Linked DNA regions of Homo sapiens: region 1 is linked to region 2. Evidence: chromatin loops called from intact Hi-C (ENCODE). Cell type or tissue: mammary epithelial cell. All regions are shown on one strand. Each heading gives the region's core, and the rest is flanking DNA. Links, peaks and the distances in the headings are about the cores only.

Evidence for each region. Hi-C counts contacts between places; a loop is a spot of excess contacts. Peaks named below come from ENCODE experiments on the same cell type or tissue, not always from the same donor. Only the 100,000 strongest peaks of a DNase experiment are listed, where the experiment ranks them.
Region 1: it touches region 2 in a loop (4-fold over the local background); 3 of 110 quality-filtered maps call a loop at or near these places.

The regions. Positions count from the first base shown.
Region 1 is chr11:46,982,525-46,990,857 of GRCh38, forward strand. CSTPP1 (centriolar satellite-associated tubulin polyglutamylase complex regulator 1) reads left to right here. Exons shown (of 9, transcript NM_024113.5): 2 at 4,684-4,786. Among named protein-coding and RNA genes, the nearest start is that of CSTPP1, 50 kb to the left of the region's middle. In mammary epithelial cell, for the core only: a CTCF peak has its summit at 4,843; a DNase peak (open chromatin) is centred at 4,897.
Region 2 is chr11:47,148,374-47,156,706 of GRCh38, forward strand. CSTPP1 (centriolar satellite-associated tubulin polyglutamylase complex regulator 1) reads left to right here. Exons shown (of 9, transcript NM_024113.5): 5 at 6,803-6,888. LOC124902672 (a long non-coding RNA gene) reads right to left here. Exons shown (of 2, transcript XR_007062668.1): 2 at 5,074-6,150. Among named protein-coding and RNA genes, the nearest start is that of ARFGAP2, 24 kb to the right of the region's middle. RefSeq lists an enhancer at 4,957-5,036. In mammary epithelial cell, for the core only: a CTCF peak has its summit at 4,919 (motif pointing left); a DNase peak (open chromatin) is centred at 4,888.

The DNA of each region.
Region 1 (8,333 bases), core at 32-8,031, 170 kb before region 2:
GGACCCCTTATCATTTAATTGTGAAATAAACAACTAATGCTTTTATGGTATTTATGCTTGGGAAGAGAATAAAATAAATAGTTTTGGATTTTCCCCATATAAATTAGGGCCTGCTGAGTAATTAGCAGTTAATAAGTGAATGCTTCCTACAAGTTTAAAGGTCATACCTGAAATGGGTATATGATGATGTATATTTTTATAGTTATAGATTTTATATAGCCCAAGAATCCTTGAAGATAGTCTAAACATCTTGGTTTGATGAGCAGAACTTTCAATAAGGGGGTAAGGGGCTAATATTGTTTGAGCACTTACTATGTGCCAAGCACTATTCTAAGATGATTACATAGATTATTTTATTTAATCTTCACCACAGTCTTCTGTGGTAGGTACTAGTATTGCCCAATTTTATAGAAAAGGGCAGAGAGATAAGGTAACTTATATGAAGTTACACAGTCAGTAAATGACAGAGCTAGAAATCATATCCAGGTTCAGTTGGCTCAAGAACCCATATTCTTAACCATTGCAGTAAAAATTGTTATGCTGTTTTAATCTGTAGAGTCAGCATGTAGCAATAATAATATAATCATTAACATGTTACATTTTGCATATATTGAATGCTTTCTAAAGAAGTAGTTTATTATCAGACATATTCTTAGAATCATACCCATTTTATAGCAGGATTGACAGTGTTATAAAGAGATTACGTGATCAACATGGGGTGAGTCAACAGAACCAAGAAGTTTCTGATCCACAATTGCCTTCACTTGCTAGGTTCAAGTAAGGATCATATAGTGTTTACTTACATTTGCCTTAGATTTTTCAGTATAGCATGATGAAATTCTAAATGCTTATCTCAGACAGTGATGCTATCTGAGCAAGACATGGACAATTGGGCATTAGTGTGAATTTTAGGACACTAGAGCGTAGGTACAGGTTAGAAAACTTAATCCTCATCTTGTGGAAGTCATGGCAAAGCCAAAGAGGAAAAGCCTGTCTTAAATGCTTTTCCTTTTCCAAGGGGCAGCTAAGGTGCCCAGATATCTTTGCCCTCCAGGGATGCAGGTGTGCTGTTTTTTATTCTTTAATCATTCACATAAATTAAAGCCTATTCCTTTGCATTAAAAAAAATGTAAAATGACACTCTCCGTGTTTTATTGCCAGGCAAGAGCTTTGAACTTCTGTCTCATTGAAGTTTGATAAACTAAGGATTTTCCCGTGTTGGGTGGTACCCTTAACCACAGAGGGAGCATTAGACTGATAAGAGCTGCAGGTGAAGGAAACCACCAGGGCACGGCAATTAGGGAGAGCTTCGCACTTGGCTGTTGGCTGGTGTAAAACTCTCTGCAGGGAGGAACTTTTCTTCTTAGCTTCTTCCCTTCACCCACACGTAAAAAGAACACCAGGGCTTTCTATTTCTACTTTGCGAACTAGGAATGGATGGGATGGTTCTTTTCAAGAAACTTTCAAATTTAGGGACAAGTTCTAACTTCACACAAATGCTGATTGGTATGAAGGTGGGGGGACAGGACAGACAGACATACACACACATAAATTCACGTGGACCCAAATGGACCATATCTCTCAGGTGATTTTACTATCAACATACATTCCTGCCTTTGTGCACTGTGTAAAATAAAGATAATTTTTACTTCCATAACTGATTATAAAGTGTTAATGGTGAGGCAACGTGTTAAGAGAATGGGTTCTTGTATCAGGTAAACCTTGGTTCAAATCTTGGCTTCTCTTCCCACTAGCTGTGTAAATTAATTTTGTAAGTCTCAGTTCTCCCACTTGTAAAAATAGAAGTCTAAGAATAACTATTATAGGATTGTATTTGGAAGAAATAGAATAAAGCATGTGAAACAATTAGTACAGTACTATATCTGTCACATTGTTGTTTAATAAATTGTGCAAGTACTCAAAAATGGTAGCTGTTATTATTTGTAATATGAAACTAAATATCTGATTGGTAGATTAATGTTAAACATGCATGGTCCAATATATTTCTTTCTTTCCTTTTTTATATTTTTGGTATAAAGTCTATTTTCTTGAAAATTCCTGCTTTTTTTTTCTAGAAGGACAAAAGTACTTTGATTTTTACTGCTCTGAAAATATTTATCCCGTAAAAAGCTTTCACATTAACTTTGAGTCCCTGGAGCTAGGGAGGAGAAGCAGCAGGATTTGCTACTAAGTAGAGCTCTTTCATTTCTACCATCAAAAAGAAAAAAAAAAAAAATCCTGTGCTAGCCTTAGGTAGAGCTAAGTCATAAAAGGCCATATAGCCTAAGGAAGGACTCTTTTTATAAGATCAGGATAAACCGATAGAAGAAAGGAAGGAGAACACAGAGGTGAAAATGCAGCTGATTTTAATGTTTCCCTGGCCATTTTCCCTCCCAATTTAATATACACCTAATTATAATTATTATATTTTGAAAACAATACCAGAAATTGGCAGGTATTATCTCACAGCTTCACTCTTAGTTTTGGCCGTTTCTTAAAGAAACAGTTTTCTAGTTGGATGAACTGTTGAGTTGAGGCACTGATTTTGTTTTCACCTCTTTTTGGGTGGGGTTGGGGGTGGGCAGTCAGGGTTTGCAGTGGTTTATAGTTGTTAGTTTTGGGAAGCACTCATTTAGATAGAATGAGTCACAGAATGTAAACAGGTCATCCATCTGGACTTTAGGCTGCTGGGAACGTGGTGAAACCTTAGGTCACCGCGATCATTATGGTCAAATGAAGACTTTTGGGCTCAGGTTGGCAGGTAAACTTACTTGTTTTATGAGCTTCACTAGACTACCAGGACTTCAGAAATAGTTTTTTGAAATACCAATATTTATAAATTTTAGGTAATTCCATCATATTTTCCTGAGGAATGAAACTGTGAAAGAAGTAAATGTCTACTTTGGCAGCAACTTCATAGAATTGCTTTTTGGAAGGATATTCATCACTTTGGGGTTTTTTGTTCTCACTGCTCCAGATGAAAGTATTTTTCTGAATTTTTTATGGTAAATGTGGACACTGAATTGGAAGCTTCTATGTAAAGTTTGTCAGGAAACCTCTGTCATACCTAAGGATAAAATTCAGAGAAAGGGAAGAAGTATTTGAGTACCTGACATCTAAGAAGTTCTGGCCTATGTTGTTTACTGAGTAAACTCCCAATAATGCTTTGAGACAGGCTTTTAAGGAAACATGTTATCAATCACGTACTATGTACCAAACACATAGTGGTGTTTTACCTGTATTATCTTATTTATTTCTCATAACCCTATAATGTAAGTACCATTATTATCCCCATTTTACCATGAAGAATAGGCTTGAAGAATAATTTGTTTATGGTCACATAACTAGGAAGTGGCAGAGCTGAGAATGGAGCTCTCAACTCTCTGTAATCCAAAGCCCAGGTTCTTAACCAGTGATTCTTAAACTTAAGAGTACATAAGAAGCATCAGGAGTACTTGTTAAAAATTACTGGGCTGTAGTAAAAAATGTAAGGTCACTAAATCTGGGACAGTGCCAGACTATAAATCTGCGTTTTAAACGGCATCCCAGGGGATTCAGATCAAGAAATTGATTGACCATATTTTGAGAAACATAGTTAAATTATATTGCTTTTCACACTTGATAAAGAAGAAAACAGGTGTAGACTAAGTAACTATCCAAGATTAAGCTACCAAGACAGAGCCATGATTCAAACTCAGGTCTGTCTCACTCTAATACTCATACTTTTTATTATACGCCCATGATTAACTCACACATTTCCAAGTCACAACAAATGCAGAAAACATGACATCTAATAAACCAAGCCAGATAGATTTCATGGTCTTGTTATTTACCAAAGTTAATAACTTATATATACACCAGTACGAAAATTTTCATGGTCCTTAAACCTTTCCAGTGACTTTTTTTTTTTTTTTCTAATTTAAATTAACTGAGTTTTCTTTTTTTTCTGTTCTGAAATGAAGTCTGGCTCTGTCGCCCAGGCTGGAGTGCAATGGCATGATCTTGGCTCACTGCAACCTCCACCTCCCAGGTTCAAGCAATTCCCCTGCCGCAGCTTCCTGAGTAGCTGGGATTACTAGCTACTCAGGAAGTAGCCACTGCATCTGGCTAATTTTTGTATTATTGGTAGAGACAGGTTTTCACCATGTTGCCAAGCTGGTCTCGAACTCCTGACCTCAAGTGATCCACCCGCCTCAGCCTCCCAAAATGCTGGGATTACAGGCCTGAGCCACTGTGCCTGGCCAGAGTTTTCTTTACAATCATACCATCCATGCTTCAAGCATGGAATTACTAACTCCCTGGGATAAGTTTCTGATGCAGAAATGGAAAAGAATAGAAGGAGGTAGAAAGAAAAGAACTTCCAGGTGTATCTGCTGAATGGTGCTAAATCTCCTCTTCAACCCACCCTTGTGATTGAGATGAAGAATGAAGGGTTGATGCTAATACTAACAGCCAGTCAAATGGCAATTGGTCATGTTCACATCATCTCCCAATCTATCCTTTGAGACTATAGCTCAGTTAGGGTCAGCAAGTTTGCTTTGCCTATTCCAGTCCACTGATGAAGTGTCATCAGACAGAGCCAACACCTGGATTGCCTTACACATGACCTCCTACTAGGATTGGGATCATTCTTTTTAAAATCTTTCTCTCATTTTCTCTTTCTCTCTTGCTATTTGATTGCAGCTCAGCGACATGTCCTCACCTACATGGAGGATGCAGTGTGCCAGCTGCTAGAAAACAGGGAAGATATTAGCCAATATGGAATTGCCAGGTTCTTCACTGAATAGTAAGTACATGAATGTTGTACTAATACAGTGAACCCAGAGGAGGCGCTTGGAAGCAGGCAGGATACTTGAGGAACAGAGCAGGACAATGCTGATTAGGTAGTGGCAGTGAATGTTTAGTTTTGGTAGGTTGGTTGTGGGCCGCCCAAACATGTTTTGGAGCATGCCTTTGGTGCAGCTAGTTTGTCCAGTGATGTCTCATGAATAGTTTTGATTACAGTAGCTTAACAACTGCTTGTTTGATCTATTAGATCTATTTCTGTAGGTTTCTCTTTTAACTTTCTCCTTTATTCAAAATATTCACTTTGATTTCCTTTCGCTGATGTTCATCTAGCCTGTTTTTTTTCATGGCTGGCTTTTCTCATGGAATCTAGGCTAATGTTCCTCTGCAGTTTTCTTTCTACAGGATGCTGTGCCAATCACTTAATGATTTAAGTGTATTTCTAATCAGCAAAGTGAAGAGACAACCCACAGAATGGGAGAAAGTATTTGCAAACTACCCATCTGACAAGGGATTAATAACCAGAATATATAAGGAGCTCAAATATCTCTATAGGAAAACATCCAATAATCCCATCAAAAAATGGACAAAAGATGTGCATAGACACTTCTCAAAACAAGACATACAAATGGCAAACAGGCATAAGCAAAGGTGCTCAACATCATTGATCATCAGAGAAATGCAAATCAAAACTACAATGAGATAACATCTCACCCCAGTTACAATGGCTTGTATCCTAAAGACAGGCAATAACAAATGCTGGCGAGGATGTGGAGAAAGGGAACCCTTCTACACTGTTGATGGGGATGTAAATTAGTATAACCACTGTGGAGAACAGTTTGGAGGTTCCTCAAAAAACTAGGAATAGGGCTGCCATATGATCCAGCAATTCAACTGCTGGGTATATACCCAAAAGAAAGGAAATTAGTGTATCGAATAAATATCAGTACTCCTATGTTTGTTACAGCACTGTTTAGAGTACTAAGATTTGGAAGCAATCTAAGTGTCCATCAACAGATGAATGGGTAAAGAAAATGTGGTACATATACACAATGGAGTATTATTTGGCCCTAAGAAAGAATGAGATCCTGTCATTTGCAACAACATGAATGGAACTGAAGATCATTATGTTAAGTGAAATAAGCCAGGCACAGAAAGACAAACATTGGATGTTCTCACTTGTTTGTGGGATGTAAAAATCAAAACAATTAAACTCATGGACAAAGAGAATAGAAGGATGGTTACCAGAGATTGGGAAGGGTAGCAGGGGGCTGGGGGAAGAGGTGGGGATGGTTGATGGTTACAAAAAAGAAAAAAAAGAATGAAAAAGACCTGCTATTTGATAGCACAACAGGGTGACTCTAGTCAATGATAACTTAATTGTTCATTTTAAAATAACTCAAAGGGTACATTTAGATTGTTTGTAACACAAAGGAAAAATGCTTGATGGGGTGGATACCCTATTCTCCATGATATGATTAGTTAACATTGCATGTCTGTATCAAAACATATTATGTGCCCTAAAAATATATACACCTACTATGTACCCATGAAAATTAGAACTTAAAAAAATTTTTTAAAGGAATATTTCTAGAGGGAGGATATCTTTCATAGATTATATATTTGAAAGGTCATACCTAGGCCAGGCATGGTGGCTCAAACCCGTAATCCCAGCACTTTGGGAGGCTGAGGTGGGCAGATCATGAGGTCAGGAGTTGGAGACCAGCCTGACCAACATGTTGAAACCCCATCTCTACTAAAAATACAAAAATCAGCCAGGCATGGTGGCACGCACCTGTAATCCCAGCTACTAGGGAGGCTGAGGCAGGAGAATCGCTTGAACCCAGTAGGCAGAGGTGGCAGTGAGCCAAGATGGTGCCACTGCACTCCAGCCTGGCCAACAGAGAGAGACTCCGTCTCAAAAAAAAAAACAGGTCATACTTCTTTATAAAGTATACTTAGAATGTGTAAAAGTCAAAATGATTACTACCTTTTTTATTTTTCTGAGATAGAATTTTACTCTGTTGTTAAGGCTGGAGTACAGTGGCATCATCATGGCTCATTGTAGCCTTGAACTCCTGGGTTCAAGGAATCCTCCTGCCTCAGCCTCCCCAGTAGCTGGGACTACAGGTATGTACTATCATGCTCAGCTAAATTTAAAATTTATCTTTTGTAGAGACAGGGTTTCAGTATGTTGACCAGGCTGGTTTTGAACTGCAGGCCTCAAGTAATCCTCTCACCTTGGCCTCTCAAAGTGTTGGGATTGTAGGCATGAGCCACCATGCCCAACTGATTACCACTTTTTGAATATCACAGAACTGTTTTTAGGCTGAATGAGATAAACACTTTAAAAACACATTAATATTCTTTTTCTTCCAACTTTTATTTTAGATACAGGGAATACATGTGCAGGTTTGTTACATGGGTACATTGCACCCAGGTAGTGAGCATAGTACCCAATAGGTAGTTTTTGACCCATTACCCCTCTCCCTTCTCCCCTCTAGCAGTCCACAGTGTCTGTTGCTCCCATGTTCATGTCCATGAATGCTCAATGTTTAGCTCCCACTTATAAGTGAGAACATGTGGTATTTGGTTTTCTGTACCTACATTAATTCACTTAGGATTATGGCCTCTAGCTCCATCCATGTTGCTACAAAGGACATGATTTCATTCTTTTTTATGGCTGCATAGTACTCCATGGTATATATGTACCATATTTTCTTTATCCAGTTCACCTTGATGGGCACCTAGGTTGACTCCATGTCTTTGCTATTGTGAATAGTGCAGCAATGAATGTACGAGTGCATGGGGAGAATGATGTATTTTCCTTTGGCATACCCACTAATGAATGGGACTGCTGAGTCAAATTGTAGCTCTGTTTTAAGTTCTTTGAGAAATCTCCAAACTCATTTCCACAGTAGCTGAATTAATTTACATTCCCACCAACAGTGTATAAGCATCCTCTTTTCTCAGCAGCCTTGCCAGCATCTGTGTTTTTTCTTTTTTGACTTTTTAATAATAGTCATTCTGACTGGCATGAGATGGTATCTCACTGTGGTTTTGATTTGCATTTCTCTGATGATGAGTGATAATGAGCATTTTTTCATATGTTTCTTGGCCACTTATATATCTTCTTTTGAGAAAATGTCTGTTCATGTCCTTTGACCATTTTTAAATGGGGTTATTTCGTTTTTGCTTCTTAAGTTCCTTATAGATTCTGGATATTAGACCTTTGTTGGATGCATAGTTTGTGAATATTTTTTCCCATTCTGTAGGTTGTCTATTGATAGTTTCTTTTGCTGTGCAGAAGCTTTTTAGTTTAATTAGGTCCCACTTGTCAGTTTTTGTTTTTGTTGCAATTGCTTTTGGGGACTTGGCCAAGAATTATTTGCCAAGGCTGATGTTGAGAAGGATATTTCCTAGGTTTTCTTCTAGGATTTTTATAGTTTGAGATCTTACATTTAAATCTTTAATCTATCTTGAATTAATTTTTGTATATAGTGAAAGGTAAGGGTCCAGTTTCATTCTTCTGCATATGGCTAGCCAGT
Region 2 (8,333 bases), core at 65-8,064:
TGACTGACACCTTGACTTGCGGACACCCTTCAGCCACCCCATGACTGACACCTTGATTTGGGGACACCCTCCAGCCACCACATGACTGACACTAGTCATGTGACCTCCTCAAAGAAGTCCAGTCATGGAAAGTGGCTCTTCTTTCTGGCCGTGGCTGAGGGCTGGCTTCCCCCAAAAGTAAACTGGAAACTAGATCGCTGGCTTCTGCCTGAGACCTCTGCCTGGTGGATGCTGGCAGCACGCATTTCCTCTGGGCTCTATTTTTATTTGCTCTTTTGGGCTCTCCCAGCACTTTAAACCAGATAGAATATACTTACTGATTACAGCCGGCGCTCATTCTGAGCACCTGTTAGACACTAGCATATATAACATCATCATGCTGACTCTCCACAAGAATCCTGGGAAACAGGAACTATGATTATATCCTCTTCACAGATGAGGAAACTGAGGCTCAGAGGGAAATTGTCACTTGGCCAGTGAGTAGTGGAACTAGGACTTAATCCTGGGGTCAACTAATCCAGAACTTCAGGAAAACCGGTGCAGCCCGTGCCACTAGACCAGGGAAACTGACCCTAATTAGGGGTGAATAGGAAGTTGGCAAGTCAGTAGGTTCAGGCTGGAAGCTGTTGCTTCCTTGGCACCCTTAGAACTCCCAGCCAGACTGCCTATCCCAGCTGCTGGAAGTCAGCAGGGGAGGGAGAAAGTGGCCAGTCTCTCAGACCAGCCACGTGCTCTTTCTCCACTCCAGTTGCCTGTCCTAGGCTCCACCCCACACATGGTTCTGCTCAGCACAGCCTGAACCAAAGTGCCTCTACTTCTCCCCAAGAGTCCCTCTCTCTAGCCCGGAGGCATGGTCCGCAAGGGTCCCTCCATGATCCAATAGATTTGTGCAGACTCTCACTGGCAGCAGCTCCCTGTTGGCTCCACTTCAAAGCAGGGGCGGCCGGGCACCTCCAGGTGTCAGAAGCAGCTGGCACGTTAGCAGAAGGCCTCTGGCAGGAAGGGGTGTTGAGCCAACTGCCAGCAACTGGAAAACAGCACATGGGGATGACCTCGTCTCCAAGAAGATTCTTTCCCGAGCCCTCTGGGAGTGGCAATGAGCTTGAGTTCAGAAGGAAGGAGCTGTCTGTGGGGATAGAAGGGTTGCAGGCAAAGGCAAAGAGGCAAAGACAGACCAGGAGCTTCCTGCTTGCCTTTTCCCATAGTTCTGCTGAGATTCCAAAGCAAGATGCAGATGCCCACAGCCAGAAAGATCCCATAGGTGGGTTAAAGACACAGATGCCTAGAACTTTCATGGTCTCAGCATTCATTTGGAGACAGACAGCACAGCATATGATGTGATTAAAAGCACCTTTCAGTAAGTCTTCTGCAGCCATAGACCTCTGAACATCAAACTGTCCCCCCACTAGATTTAACACTAACAGGAGGAGCTGTTAGTTCTGTCCACCCTTGGGACAACACTGTCAGAGCTGGAAGAAGCCCTTTGGGAAGTATGAGCCTTCAAACTTCTGCTTGAACATTTCTGGCAATACACATCTCATTCCTTTACAAATCAGCCACAATCCTAGAACTAAGCAGCTTGAAAATGTCTCTAGAGCCAAACTCTAGATCCCCGTGGCATCTCCCCAAGAGGCAGTCCTTTGAGAGTTGGGTCTCAGCCTTCACTTCCTCCCTAGTCTTCACTTCTAAGCAAAAGATCTAAATGCAGCCATTTATCCAGTATCCTGGTTTTTAGACTGTCCATCAGCCTGACCCTCTTCTCCAGGACTCTAGTTTACTCCCCTTAAACGGACTGTCCAGACCTGAAGGTAGTAGTATTTGAATGACAGCTCTTTTGCTCCTAGCTTGTAACCTTCGCCAAGTTTCTTAATCCCTCTGAATGTCTGCATTCTCCATAAAGATTGTAAGTATCTTTATGAGAGGGATTAAGAAACTGCTCCAGGTGCCACCTGGCCAGAGGAAAAGGGGACCGTGGCTTCTCTCACTCATTTGTTCATGCATTTCTTCATTCAACAGACGTTGACTGAGTGCCTACTATGTGCCAGACACCATACCAGAGTCAAGCCACAAGCAGGGAGACAGAGGTGTCACTTGGTAGATCTTATGTTCCCAGGACAAAGACAACAGTGTGAGGAGGTTTCCGAGAACTGCAGAAGCCAGTAGCAGGGGGGCCTATTCTAGGCTGGGTTAGAAAAGGTGCTTTCCTCTTTCATCTTCCCCAAGAGATGCTGTGGAGGCTTCAGCCTGAAGAATATGGAGATATCCGGTAGGTGAGGAGGAGGCATGGAGGGCAGGGAGCATCATGGGTAGAAGGGACAGGGAGCATTATGGCTAGAGGGACAGACTTGTCTGGAGGGCATGAGTAAGGACAGCTTCAGGGAGGATGGAAGGACTAGTGTGGCCAGAATGCAGTGGGGGAGTCGAGGGAGGCAGGGGGCAGATGGAGCGGGCTCACAGGCCAGATCCAAATGGGGGAACGTGTCCTAAGGGCAATGGGAAGACTGTGAAGGTTTTTTTTTTTTTTTTTTTTTGACATGGAGTCTTGCTCTGTCATCCAGGCTGGAGTGCAGTGGCACAAGCTTGGCTCACTGACATGGCCACCTCCCAGGTTCAAGCGATTCTCCAGCCTCAGCCTCTTGAGTAGCTGGGATTACAGGCATGAGCCACTGTGCCCGGCCTCTGTGAAGGGTTTCCAACACAATGGTAAAATGGTCACATTCACATTTTAGGAAAATCTTTCTGCCCACAGGATGGATACTCAATTAGAAGAAGGCTCACGCCTGTAATCCCAACACTTTGGGAGGCCTAGGTGGGCAGCTCATGAGGTCAAGAGATCAAGACCATCCTGGCCAACATGGTGAAACCCCGTCTCTACTAAAATACAAAAATTAGCTGGACATGCTGGCGCACGCCTGTAGTCCCAGTACTACTCGGGAGGCTGAGGCAGGAGAATCGCTTGAACCTAGGGGGCGGAGGTTGCAGTGAGCCACTGCACTTCAGCCTGGTGACAGAGTGAGACTCCATCTCAAAAAAAAAAAAGCAAGAGGAGTAGTTGCAGGGAAACTGGGTAGGAGGTCATGCCATCATCAAGAAAAGAGAGGTGAAGGCTGGGGGTAGGATGGTGGCTGTGGACGTGGAAAGAAGTAGATGGATTCAAGAGAAATTTCAGCAATAGCATTGATAGGACTTGGTGACTGGTTGATTGGCTTGGAGCAGAGGGTGGCGGGGGGAAGTTTCCAGGATGTCTAGTATGCCCAGCGTTTCTGGTTGAGGAGAGTCATAGCCGGTGTTGCTGTTAACACAAGCTCGGATCCATTTGGCTTTTTAAAAGGTAGCCAGTCTTACTTCTTGCAGTTGAAAAAAAACCCTCAGTCCTTTATACATGTGCTGCTGGGATCCAGCCACATGTCCCCCAGAAAGAAAGCCCTCGCCTCTGTCTGCACCCGCTTCACTCGCCCCCTACTCCCTCCTGCTCGGCATATGTTTCAGCTCCCCAGTCTCTGAGACTCAGACTCTTCACCTGTAGAATGGAAATAACAATAAGACCCACCCGTAGGACTGTTGTAGAATAAAATTTAATTAATGTAGTCAAATGCCTTAATAGCCTGCCATGAGGTAGGGTACTCAGGAAAGATACCTGCCTCTATAGGCGGATCACTTGAGGTCAAGAGTTCGAGACCAGCCTGGCCAACATGGTGAAACCCTGTCTCTACTAAAAATACAAAAATTAGCCGGGCATGGTGACAGGCACCTGTAATCCCAGCTGCTAGGGAGGCTGAGGCAGGAGAATCACCTGAACCTAGGAGGCGGAGGTTGCAGTGAGCCGATCTGCACCACTGCACTCCAGCCTGGGCAACAGAGCAAGACTCAAAAAAAAAAAAAATGCCTCTATTGTTACCCGTATTAAGGGCACCTGCAGGGCTGCCCTGCTCTGACGGACACTCCTACCCTCCCACGGTGTGCGCCCCCTCTTCTGCAACGGCCCATCTCCAAAGGGACTGCTGATGTTTGAGGTCAAGATGGCCCCTAGCAGAAAGCTGCAGACCACTTCTGAGGCTGGAAGGGTGTGCCCTGTTTATAGCTTCTAGTCCCATCTGTGGCTGAAAGAGGAAGATGCTAGTGGCACTCAGCATTAAGGCTTCCGCGAGGCTGCGAGGCAGGGGTAGCCCTTTGGGAAGTACGAGCTCAAGCTTCTGCTCCGAGGCAGGCTCTGGAATGGGCCTATTGGTGAGAATTGCAAATGGAGGTAACTTCTGTAATTAGACAGTGGTGATGGTGGCGCTACTTTGTGAATATACTAAAAAACTGAATTGTACGCTTTTAAAGGGTGACTTTTATGGTGTGTCATTATATCACAATGTAAATAAATAGCAAGTGGAAGTTGCTGCTATGGGAGTGCTGTGTTCCAACTGATGATCAACAGAAGCCATGGAACACGGGGAAAGCCTTGGGCTCCCTGGTGGTTTCCTGCTTGGGGATATTCACAGCCCAGTGCTGTTCTGTCGTAATTCACTTTAGACTATTGGGGCTCCAGCTGTCCTGAGAACAGGGCAGTAAAGGAAAGTCAGTGGCTTCTCATGTCCAGAGCCTTTGCCTGCCCTGCTGAGCCTGCCAAGGAAAAGCTTTGAGGTGCTGGTGGCCCTTGCTCCCTGAGCGCTCCCGGGGGAGCTCACTCTTCCTCTGCAGTTTGGAGGTCTTTGCTAACCCCAGTCCTCTCTAGCTGCCCGCTCTCTGCTGTCTCCCTGCTCCCTCAATCCAGATGTCAAAACAGATTCTGCCATCTGGGTGGGGAGGGAGCTGTTCTGCTGCCTGGGTTTTCCTTGGGTTATGAGATGGGGTAACCACTTGGCCTTTGGCACTGCACTTAGTCCTGTGAACTACTGACAGAGGGACCAGGGCACCCTCTTGTGGCCCTCAGCGGCACTGCTTCTTCCCGCCCTCCAGCCTTGAATTTCTTCCAGCTGGAATTCTAGTGTTGAACTCTGGTGGTGGAGGCAGCTGTCGTTCTCCCCAGGAGATGCCTAACATATCAGTAACAAGAAAGAAAATAAATCAGCCACAGAAACTAGGAGGTAAAATGTTAGTGTTTTTGCTCTGCAGCTTTATTTTCAAAGAGGCAGTGTGCTCTCATGGAAGATGTGTGGCCTGTGGAGTCCAGCAAGCTCCCCAGCTGTGTGTGTGACTTTGGCAGGCTGACCTCTGAGCCTCAGACTCTTCACGTGTAGAATGGAAATAATAAGACCCACCTGTAGGATTGTTGTGGGATAAAATTTAACGAATGCAGTTAAATACCTCAATAGCCTGCCACGCAGTAGGGCACTCAGGAAATGGCACCTGCTTCTATTGTTATCTGTATTACAATAAAGACTAGGCAGGAACCACTGTCTCTCTTCAGGAAGATCGCAGCAAAGGGAGTGGCACCACAATATCGTAGTCTCTGTGAAGCCCTTTCCCCAGCAGTGAGCAATCCTGGCTTTCTCTGGGGCTGATCCAGTTGCCAGTCTGGGAAACCTCTGACTCAGGGAAGTGGAGAGAGATTTAGAAAAATATGAGAGAGCAAAAGAAAACTTTTTTTGTTTTTTTTTTGACAGGGTCTCTCTCTGTCTCACGGGCTGGAGTGCAGTGGTGTGATCTCCGCTCACTGCAACCTCCGCCTCCCAGGTTCAAGCGCTTCTCCTGCTTCAGCCTCCTGAGTAGCTGGGACTACAGGTGCCCACCATGCCCAGCTAATTTTTCTATTTTTAGTAGAAGTGGGGTTTCACCATGTTGGCCAGGCTGGTCTCGAACTCCTGACCTCAAATGATTCACCCATCTCGGCCTCCCAAAGTGCTGGGATTACAGGCATGAGCCACCGCGCCTGGCCAAAAACAACTGAAAAAAGAAAAAAAGAAAGATAAAGCCAGAAGGACCTGATCAGAAACAGATTGGGGGCCCGCCCCACCCCATCTGATAGCTTGGCGCCTGCCTGGCATGTGATGGAGCCCAGCAAACGCTCGTTTCCTTCTCTTCTTGTCCTGGCTCAGATGAGGTGCTGAGCAGAGGATGAACATAGCCTTGGTCGGATCCCTTTATGAGTCAGACGGTTTTCTTCCTGTGAGGTGGGTCCTCAGTGGGAGGGACTAGAGACAGGAAAACCGTTGGGTGGGCAACCTGTGAACATGGATGCAAGGAGGAGCAGGGCGGCAGCACAAGATGAGTGTGGGTTTTGACCCTCACAAGTGCAGATTCCCCAATAGCTCTTTGCCCTCTCCCCTTGTCTGCCATCTGTGCCCCAGGGTGGCGGTGTCTGTCGCTGTTCTGGCCCTTTGGTAGCTTATTAAATCTCAGTACCACTTGCCAAGACCCTTTAAACCCCTTAGCTGTTCTTTTTGCCTTTTCTGATCAGCTGTATTTATTCTGAACTAAATGGTCCTCACGGCAGAATGAAAGGATTTACTGCTTAAGTATATGAAAAGAAACCTTGGCTGCATTACAGTTGCACCCTCTCCTCGCCACCCCCTGCCCATGCTCCATCCGCTAGCTGGTGCCACTGAGACTGAACCGGGAGCCCGCTCTGGGTACAGTGTGGTCAGTTCAGTTTGGTGGCAGAGTCCAATTGATGGAGCAGTGAGGTGACTGGGAGGAGCTTGCTTTTGGGAGCCCTCTCCTAAATGTCCTGCTGCCCCAGGGGAGACTGGCGGCCCAGGAACAGCTCTCTCTCTCCCTCTCCCCCGCACTTTTCCCTTCCTCCCTCTCCCTCTCTCCCTCCCCTCCTTAAACCTCTCCCCCATTCTCTCTCTCAGATTCTCTCTTTCCCCTTCAGGATTGTGCTCATGGACGATGCCATGGACTGCTTGATGTCTTTTTCAGATTTCCTCTTTGCCTTCCAGATCCAGTTTTACTACTCAGGTGAGTGTTCCGGGGCTCCATCTGGCTCCGCACAGGACCCTGTCTCCCTGTCCTGCCCTGCTGCCCTGCCCATCTGTGTGCCTGGCACACACGTTTCTCTTCCCCACTTCCTTTGGGGGTGTGCTTCACTGCGGGTCGCTAACAGGATGTCTAGTGTTCAGTGGTGGTCACAAGATTCAGTCTGCAGAGCCGACTTCCTCAGCCTCCTGAAGACACTGAACACCGCAGTGTTTTCAGTCAGCAACGCAACAAATCAGTTTAAGTGATAATGACAATAACAACATCCATAGCATCCACAGCATTCACTGCTTACTGAAAACTTACTATGTCCCAGGCACAGCACTGACTTTAATCTTGACAACAGCCTTGAGAGAGAGTCCTTTCAGAGACAAGCTCACAGAAGTAGTAGCCAGTCATGCAGCTCATAAGTGGTGGAGACCAGACCTGAAGGCTGACTCCAAAGCCAGCGTTCCCAACCTCGCTGCTATTTTACTGCCTTCAAGGGTCTCTCCCTTGGCAACTGATCGTGCGTTTGGGTGCACATTCTCCTCCACCCCACAGCTTTAAAAAAGCATACACCAGTCCTTTGTCACACTCCCACTCTGCTCCCCAATTCACACAGCTGCACCCTTAAGTCTCTCTGGAATCAGATGGAATAAATATAGACAAATAAATATAAATATACACCAGCTCACGCACAGAGACATCAAATGGAGTGCCGGGTTTACAAATTGCTGACTGTGTTCATAAACAAACTTGCTTAAAACAGGCTCTTCCAGTAAATAGAAGGCTGTCCTTAGATCCTAGAGGTGGCCTTCCTGCCAACTGGTGTCCCCAGCCAGCCCTGGCCTCATTTGGGCGCCACATTCTGTTTACTTGATGGCAGCCCAAGGGCTGTACAGTTAGGGGCTGGAGCCTGGGGTCTCGCCACCTGCTCTTAGCAGCACCAGTCATTTCCCATTTCTCTGAAGCTCTTGGGCCCTAGAGAAGGAGCAGCCATGTCTGGGAGAACATTTTTCCCTCACTGTCTCCCCAGCCCTCTTCTCACAGCACCCCCAGAGGGATGGGACAGCCACCACATTGGGCTGGGAGCATTACTGACACTGCCCAGCGGTGTGTGTAGAGACGAGATGGGCCATAAGTCAGCAGTTCTAACAATGGCTCAACTACGAAATTTGAAAACCATTTCAAATGACTGACTCATCAGCAGCTTTCAGGCTTTCTCTGTTCCTCGCTGGTATTCCAACACGCTTTCTTGAGGTAGAGAGGCAGGTGGCCACACACCATGGGGCTTACCAGTGGGAGCATACTCATGTTCACTCCTCCAAAAAATATTTATGGCCTTAATATGTGCCAAGCACAGTGCTAGGCAGGAGAGGCCAACAAGGCATGACCCCGCCTTTGTGCATTCCAGCAAGGAGACAGATTAGACAATTAATGACACA